3 separate regions of the Homo sapiens genome follow, and regions 2 and 3 are each linked to region 1. A link is a contact called in ENCODE Hi-C or POLR2A ChIA-PET data. All regions are on one chromosome and are shown on one strand. The core of a region is the stretch at or near the end of the contact, and the rest is flanking DNA. Distances in the headings are between cores, read along the strand shown. Region 1 holds the start of CALHM2 (calcium homeostasis modulator family member 2). Region 2 holds the start of PCGF6 (polycomb group ring finger 6). Region 3 overlaps NEURL1 (neuralized E3 ubiquitin protein ligase 1).

What was found. A loop is a pair of places that touch in the nucleus more often than their neighbours do. ChIA-PET counts read pairs that join two places held with the same protein, here RNA polymerase II (POLR2A). Pooled maps may share reads with other maps.
Region 2: a pooled map shows a loop between it and region 1 (2.7-fold over the local background). The contact joins the promoter of PCGF6 here to the promoter of CALHM2 in region 1. A Hi-C loop is called at or near these places in 2 of 37 single-sample maps with no recorded cell type and 10 of 50 pooled maps. POLR2A ChIA-PET finds 5 or more read pairs at or near these places in 12 of 52 experiments (BJ, CD4-positive, alpha-beta memory T cell, CD8-positive, alpha-beta memory T cell and 9 more).
Region 3: a pooled map shows a loop between it and region 1 (2.5-fold over the local background). The contact joins the enhancer-like site here to the promoter of CALHM2 in region 1. A Hi-C loop is called at or near these places in 5 of 50 pooled maps. POLR2A ChIA-PET finds 5 or more read pairs at or near these places in 3 of 52 experiments (MCF 10A, WTC11 and activated CD4-positive, alpha-beta T cell).

The regions. Positions count from the first base shown.
Region 1 is chr10:103,451,120-103,453,812 of GRCh38, reverse strand. It overlaps CALHM2 (calcium homeostasis modulator family member 2), which reads left to right and starts at 1,443. Exons shown (of 4, transcript NM_015916.5): 1 at 1,443-1,657; 2 at 2,528-2,693. CALHM1 (calcium homeostasis modulator 1) reads left to right here. Exons shown (of 2, transcript NM_001001412.4): 2 at 1-573. It overlaps LOC124902494 (a long non-coding RNA gene), which reads right to left and starts at 1,370. Exons shown (of 2, transcript XR_007062275.1): 1 at 577-1,370. RefSeq lists a silencer at 1,042-1,371 and enhancers at 1,210-1,831, 1,832-2,452, 2,401-2,693.
Region 2 is chr10:103,349,751-103,352,443 of GRCh38, reverse strand. It overlaps PCGF6 (polycomb group ring finger 6), which reads left to right and starts at 1,304. Exons shown (of 10, transcript NM_001011663.2): 1 at 1,304-1,737. The coding sequence starts at 1,378. RefSeq lists a silencer at 1,176-1,405 and an enhancer at 1,571-2,076.
Region 3 is chr10:103,541,520-103,544,212 of GRCh38, reverse strand. All of the region lies in intron 1 of NEURL1 (neuralized E3 ubiquitin protein ligase 1), which reads right to left. Among named protein-coding and RNA genes, the nearest start is that of NEURL1-AS1, 25 kb to the right of the region's middle. Within about 2 kb of position 1,337, at least 6 of the 41 ENCODE cell types and tissues checked have a DNase peak (open chromatin) inside an H3K27ac peak, as active enhancers do.

The DNA of each region.
Region 1 (2,693 bases), core at 194-2,693:
AGTTGGTATGGGCCCTGAAGTCAGGGAGGATTAGGATGAGCAAAAAACAAGGTGTATGTTGGTGGGTGGCAGCACTTCCAGTGGGAAGAGAAGGCCCGGAGGTATCAGGAGGTACAAATGTGATGAAGAGCAAAGCTTTGGGTCAGGCACACCTGAGTTCAAATACCAGCACTGCAGGACTTGTGGCCAGTCACCCAGCCACTCTAAGCCTCAGTGTGTCTGTCTATAAAATGGATATTAGAAGACCTGCTTGGCCAGGCGGAGTGGCTCATGCCTGTAATCCCAGCACTTGGGAGGCCAAGGAGGGAGGATCACTTGAGCCTGGGAGTTGGAGACCAGCCTGGGCAACATAGCAAGACTCTGTCTCTGTAAAGTAATAATAATAATAAGAAGAAGAAGAAGAATAAAGAGAAGATTTATAATTTTTTTAAAATGAAAAAATTATTTTTTAAAAAAGACCTGATTTTCAGGATTGTGGTAAGGATAGAGGAAGATAACTTTTAGGGAAGGATCTGGGACTGTGTTTAGCACATGCTGGGATCTGAAACAAACAAATAAACAAGCAGAACTTGGTACCTTTTCTTTCCTTCGTACATATGGTCAAGCCCAGCTCAGGGAGGCCAGCGGGTCACTCGGCAGCTCCACCATGACGGAACCACGAGCACTGCAGAGCTGACAGATGTCGGGGGTCCTCTCCCTCCATGCTAAGGGTCATCTAGCCTGTCCGTAGACTCTCCTGTGCAGCATTCCTGACCCGTGACGCTTCAGCCCGCATCTTGACCACTTTTAGATACAGGCTGGGCAGCTCTGATTATTACACAGGGCTTCCTTCAGAAACCTGCCTCCTTGTAACTTTCACCCACCAGTTGGAGCTCTGCCTGCAGGACCCGGAGAATCCCTAGGCTCCTGAATTCAATCCTCAGCCCTCCAGGGATCCGAAGCAGGTCCCGGGGAGTTAGCTGACTATAGGTCAAAGAGTCAGCATTGGGGATGGTTTGTCCAGTCAATGGACAACTCTGAGGGAGAAGGGCCAGTAGAGGGTGGGGCCCTGGCCCTGAGCATCCTGCAGGGCTCAGCGCGGGCCTGACGACACCCTCCCTTGACCCTCGCGGGGTCTCCTTTGGTAGCTTCTGCCCAGCGGGGGTCAAGTACGTGGGGTGCTCTTGAAACTGTCATGGGGGGCAGGTCTGGGTCAGATCTCCCCAATGCCTCCACATCCCCACGTGGCCCTCCCGACTGGTCCCATTGGTGTGGAGCATGGCCCGGTCCGGGTCTGGGCCGAGGGCGGAGGGCCAGCACGGCCCAGGGACGGCGAGCAGCGGGTCGGTGGGACGCGCAGCAGCTGCAGAACAGGCATCTCAACTTCCTCTCGGCTCCTCTCCTCTCGCGCCGCCCTCGGGGCCCGCCCTCCTCTGCCTGGTGGCGCCGGGAGGCTGTTTTTCCACTCACTGGCGCGCAGACTCCATCCCACTGTTTTCTTCTCTCTTTTCTGGAGTTAGATTAGTCTGAAGCCGCCACCAGCCCCAGGCCCCCGTGCAGAAGAAAAGCGGGAGGGAACGGCGGAGGCCGCCGCTGCCCTGCACCGCCCTCCTGGAGGCCACTTGGAGAGTCCGGCCCCGAGGAGGCCATGGCCACAAGTGCCCACAGCTGGCCCCAGGTAAGGAAGGGGCCCTCCCTGGGGTGTGCCAGGTGTCAGCGGAGCATGGTGGGGCCTGTCCCACGCTGCCCAGAGGGAGAGAGGCCCCTAGCTGAGGTTCCCTCCACCCGGTTGAACAGGGAGCAGTCCTGCCCCTCCCCGAGCCGCCAGTCTCCTGTCGTCACTGATGTTGGAGGAGGTCCCACTGGGGGTCTGGATGTGACCCATCCTTGGCCTGGGGGCAGTGGTCTCAGAAGATGGCCTGGCCCATCCTCTGCTCACCACCCACCCTGTGCAGGTATCTTGTACCCCACTTTGAGCCAGTTTATGAACCCAGGGCCTCCACAGGGAGCTAATTAGGAGCCTAGAAGCCAAGAAGGGAAAAGGATGGGGCAAAGGGGGCTGACTTTAACCCATTCTTCCCCAGCAGTGATGCAAACTGCCTTTCCCAGGAAGTTAGGCTGGAAGCTCCAGGCTGTGAAGTGGGGGAAGAATCAGACTCCTCCTCCTCCTCCTCCTCCTCCTCCTCCTCCTGTTGTTCCTCCTGGTCCTCCTCCTCCAGCTTCTCCTTTTCTTGGAGTCTGCATGGCCACATGGCTCTGCCTGAGCCCATCTGGCAGCCTTCCTTGGCAGGGACAGAAGGGGTGATCTAGAAGGGGTGATCCCTCCATGAAGCATGGAAGGGAACAGGGCTAGGTCTGTGTTTGGCGCTCACCCCATCCCTCCACTCCCTGGCTTCCTCTGGCCTGGGGAGTTTTGTTTTTCACCCTCCAGAGGGGGAGGACATGGGGCCACACCCTGGCCTGTCTCTCAGGCTTGTGTGGGTGGAGGCTGGGAAGGGAGTTGGGCTAAACTTCGCTGTTGCCCGAGGCCATGGCCACTTCCCGGCAGGTTGCCAGCGTCGCTACAGCCCAGACCAAGGCAGAATAATCTCCGGATGAGCTGGTGGCACCGCTGAGCCTTTGGTCTCACCAGGGCTTCCTGTTGCTGGCAGGCGGGGTGGAGCGGAGCTGCTGGGAGGCTGCTGGATAGGAGAGGGGTCACGGCTGCGGAAGAG
Region 2 (2,693 bases), core at 55-2,554, 100 kb after region 1:
GCATTTGACTTCCCGAATCTTTCTTGCAGGCATCGTGACATTAGCTGGCATTATCTTAGCAAGGATAATGGTTTTTTTGTTTTTTGTTTTGTTTTGTTTTGTTTTGTTTTGTTTTGAGATGGAGTCTCACTCTGTAGCCCAGGCTGGAGTGCAGTGGCACGATCTTAGCTCACTGCAAGCTCCGCCTCCTGGGCTCAAGTGATTCTTCTGCCTTAGCCTCCCAAGTAGCTGGGATTACAGGCACGCGCCACCATGCCCAGCTAATTTTTGTATTTTTAGTAGAGACGGGGTTTCACCATGTTGGCTAGGCTGGTCTTGAACTCCTGACCTCATGATCTGCGCGCCTCGGCCTCCCAAAGTGCTGGGATTACAGGTGTGAGCCACCGCGCCCGGACTAGCAAGAATAATGTTAAGCCAACTCCAAACCTCTCTTAATAAAATTGGGCAATGGGGTGGGTTGTACCTGGGTGGGTCTGAGTTTCTGCTACAGTAGGCCCTCAATAAATGTTTGTTGGGCCCGGCGCCCTGGCTCAGGCCTGTAACCCAACACTTTGGGAGGCTGAGGCGGGTGGATCACCTGAGATCAGAAGTTTGAGACTAGCCTGGTCAACATGGTGAAACCCTGTCTCTACTGAAAATACAAAAGTTAGCTGGGCGTGGTGGCAGGCGCCAGTAGTCCCAGCTGCTTGGGAGCCTGAGGCAGAATCGCTTGGACCCGGGAGGCGGAGGTTGCAAGTGAGCGCCACTGCACTCCTGCCTGAGCGACAAGAGCGAAACTGTCTCAAAAAAAAAAAAAAAAAGCTTTTCGAATTCAATATAATGGGCTTTATGGGATGGGGTGACATGGATGATCTTTGAGTAGTGATTAGATTTTCACCTTGTATCAATACACTATATAATTCCTTAAAATAAATAAACGTACATACTTCAGAACAGGAACTTTATACTTCCTAAGGGAAATAATCTTGGATGGAGGTGATTTGCCACAGAGGAAATGCATAATTGGTACTCAAGTGGAAATGATTATTATTTGTGATGCAACGTCACATGCTACCTAGTTCAGTGCTCTGTGAATTAGGTGATGCAAACAGAATATTGTTGCTTGGAACGGTAGCAATTTTGCTGTTTTTAAAAGGCGGCGAAGAGAGCGTCCCCTTCCAAGGAGAAAATCTGGTGAGATTCCTTTAAAGTGCGGCCCGCGCGCCCCGCAGCCTGCCCCGGAGCTGCAGGGTTTGCGCCCCGCGGAGGTGAGGGCCGCTAAACCACATTTCCCGGCGAGCCCCTCAGGCTGCCGCGCCTGCGCAGTGGTGGCGTCCGAGGCCGGCCGAACTCCCGCGCTCTCCCGCCGCCTCGCCTCGCCTGGTGTCTCTCCCGACCATGGAGGGGGTCGCGGTGGTGACGGCGGGCAGCGTAGGCGCTGCCAAAACCGAGGGAGCTGCAGCCTTGCCGCCTCCGCCTCCTGTCTCCCCGCCCGCCCTCACCCCTGCACCCGCAGCGGGTGAGGAGGGACCGGCGCCTCTGTCTGAGACGGGGGCTCCCGGCTGCTCCGGCTCCCGGCCCCCTGAGCTGGAGCCGGAGCGCAGCCTGGGCCGCTTCAGAGGCCGCTTCGAGGACGAGGACGAGGAGTTGGAAGAAGAAGAGGAGCTGGAGGAGGAAGAAGAGGAGGAGGAGGAGGACATGAGTCACTTCTCGTTGAGGCTGGAGGGAGGCCGGCAGGACTCGGAGGACGAGGAGGAGGTATTTAGAGCCCCCGCGCGACCCCGCTGGGCCCAAGCGGCGTCAGGGACGTAGCTGGCCCTCGTCTGCCGGGCGCCGGCCCGATCCTAGTGCGCCGCCGCCGCGCGGAGCACTGGAGCGGACCTCCCCCGACCTCTGCCCCGGCTGCCTAGGCGTGTGGCGCCGACAGGCCTCCGGCCCGGCCTGGGTCTTTACCCGCTTATTTTGTGAAGTTCTTGCAGGTCACTTAGGCTCTGCGAGTCCAACTCATTCGTTCTGTTAATAATTATAATTATTTTGAGACAGGGTCTCCCAGGCTGGAGTGCAGTGGCGCGACCATGGCTCACTGCAGCCTCCAACTCCTGGCCTCAGGCGATCCTCCCGCCTCAGCCTCCGGAGTAGCTGGGACTACAGGCACGCGCCACCACGCCGGGCTAATTAAACATTTTTTTTTTTTTTTGTAGCGAGGAGGGCTCCCTATGTTCCCAGGCTGTTCTCGAACTCCTGGGTTCAAGAGATTCTCCCTCTCTGGCCTTCCGAAAGATTACATGCGTGAGCCACGTTGCCTGTCCTGTATAATTATTGAAGCTACTGCTTACTAGGCAGTAAAGATCCTTTTGTTTTGTTTTGTTTTGTTTTGTTTTTGAGACGGAGTCTCGCTCTGTCGCCCAGGCTGGAGTGCAGTGGCGCGATCTCGGCTCACTGCAACCTCCGCCTCCCAGGTTCAAGCGATTCTCCAGCCTCAGCCTTTAGAGTAGCTGGGACTACAAGGCGCCCGCCACCACGCCCGGCTTATTTTTTGTATTTTTAGTAGAGACGGGGTTTCACCGTGTTAGCCAGGATGGTCTCGATCTCCTGACCTCGTGATCCGCCCGCCTCGGCCTCCCAAAGTGCTGGGATTACAGGCGTGAGCCACTGCGCCCAGCGTAAAGATCCTTTTGAAACAATAATTTGGCTGGGCGCGGTGTGGCTCACGC
Region 3 (2,693 bases), core at 88-2,587, 91 kb before region 1:
CCCCATCCAAGAGGTCACCGTGTCCTTCTCAAATCCATCCCCTCCTTCCCTCCCCTGGCTCTGCCCATGGTTCAGGCCCCCAGCATCATCCTGCTCTGGACAATCATTCCAGCCTCCGTCCCCCTCTGCAGGGCTGCCAGGCGGGCATCTCTGCCCGACTCAGCCCTCTACCTCCTGTGGCTCCCGAGCATCAGGATAAACTCGACCCCCACTTTGGGGATTATTCAAGGTCCTCTGTGAACTGACCCCAGCCCATGTGTCTGGCCTCACCTTCCATGACCCCCCCTACCCCACCCCATGTACCTATGCTCCATGCACACGAGCCAGTTGTGTTCTAGAACATGGCACATCACTTGTCTGTTGCTTTTTGAACACTGTCCCTCTCCTTGGAGTGCCCCTCCCTGGCACTGGTCCCACAAACACTCCCACCTCACCTTCAGCCCCCAGCTCAGAAGAGCCTTTCCTCTGAGATCATCCCAATGCCCTGGGATGGAATAGACCAGACTATCCCTCTCCAAGGCTGTCCAGCCAGTCCTCTGTGCAGCCCCAGCCCTGCAGCCATGGCAGGAGGCCCTTCCCATACTGGGAGCACCCTGAAGGTAGAAAGGTATCTTTTTATCTCTAGATCCTTAGCATCTGACAAGGTGGTCACTCCATAATGCTCAAAGTAGATTTCATGAAGAAAGGAAGAAAAGAGGAAGAGGAGGAGGAGGGAGGGAAGATGAAAGCCTGGAGCCGATGGTGCGGGCTCTTTACTCTTCCCCCTTCTGCTCCTCTCCAGTGCCCCAGGTCCCTGTGGACCCAGTGAGACCCAAAGGTGACAGATTGCCTGGCCGTGACCTCGCAGCACCAGTGGGGGCCCTCCTTGTTCCTGCAGTACTATTGGCAGCACTAGCCTGTGCTCACTCGAGCAGAAAGAGCCAAGAAGCCACGCAGCCAGGTGTGTCCTGGAACATGGGGGAGCCAGAGTGCAGAGCCTTATCTGACCATCTTCCCTGGAGGCAGCAGAAGAGCATCTGCCTGCCCCCAGCCACCCCACTGCAGGACTACAGGGAGGAGGGGCGGAAAACCTTGTGCCTGGCTCCCTCCCAGCTTCTCCCGGATTAAAGCGGCAGGGGACAGAGCGCCTCCAGCTCATTTGCATAAACCATTTATAGCAGCGCCTTCAAACCCACGCCTTCCAAGAAGAAAAAAGCCCACTGCAATTGCCTGTGGCTTCCCAGTCTGTCGTTTTCCCTTCTCTTTCGTTTTTTTGTTTTAATGACAGGAAGCTGTGCTCAAGAGAAATCTCTGCCCTGGCTGTTCTTGGCAGCAGAGGGAGCTGTGCTTTCCCTCCAAATTGAATAAGAATGATAAGCAGCCAGCCCCCGGGTGTCAGTGACTTACAGTTTGCAAAGCCTACGAGCACTCACGAACTGTTTCAGTCTTCCCAGGAAGCACAGGAGGTAACTATTGCCAGACCCCATTTTACAGATGAGAAAACCAAAGCTGAAAGAGGGTAAGTGACTTGTCTAAGCCACAAAAAACTAGTAAGTGACTGTAATGGACATGGTGGCTGATGCCCAACATCTACACCACCCCAAGACAACAGCAGTTCTCAGCCCTGGTTGCACATCAGCATCACCTAGGAGGTAATAAAATTACTGGTAGAGCCAAGTGTGGTGGCTCACACCTGTAATCCTAGCACTTTGGGAGGCTGACGCAGGAGGATCACTAGAGCCCAGGAGTTTGAGACCAGCCTGGGTAACATAGCAAGACCCTGTCCCTACAAAAAAATAAATAAAAATTAGCTGGGCATGGTGGTGTGTGTCTGTAGTCTCAGTTACTTGGAAGGCTGAGATGAGAGGGTCGCTTTAGCTCAGGAGGTCAAAGCTGAAGTGAGCAGAGATCACGCCACTGTACTCCAGCCTGGGCAAGAGAGAGACTCTGTCTCAAAAAAACCAAAAACAAAAACAATTACTGATGCCCAGTATCCACGCTAGACCAATTCATAGAGAAATCTGAAGTGTGGGGCCCAGCTCCCCAAGCAATTCTCACATACAGCCAGCGTGCCATACCCTGGCAATAAGCCAATCACAATGGTTTCATTCCCCTTCTCAGTGACATGGTCAAGAATGGCCAGGTGACCCACTTCTGGCCAATGAGGCATAGATTTCCCAGCAGTGGGAAATGTGCTGGAACCCCTCTGAGAAAGGGATCCTTGCTCCACAGAACATAGGGGTCGTTCTCCTTTCTCCAGATATCACTGTGTCCTGCTGCAATTCCTGGGACCACCATGGCCATGTCACTACTGGTCTAGAAGGAAACCAACCCAAGGATGGCAGAGTAGAGAGATGGGAAGTACTTCATCCTACAGCCTTGACTCAGCCAACCCTGAAAGCCACCCACCTTGGGACATCCGGTTTTCTGCATAGTACAGCTCCTTACTGCTTAAGTCAGTGCAGGCCAGCATTTGTTATTGCAATAGATAGGCCTGAGACAACAGCAGTCACCTTCTCATGTCCCTCACCCCAGTCATCCCCATGTCATCCAGGAAAATGGGCCTCTGGATCTTCCACTGCAGGGTGGACGCTTGACTGATGGCCCCAGCTGTGGAGCTCTGAAGTCCATCCCCATGTTTGCTCCAAGGCAATGCTTCCCACAGCTCACCCCAGCTAGTGATGCGTGTGGCAGGGATATTAAGGCAGGACCAT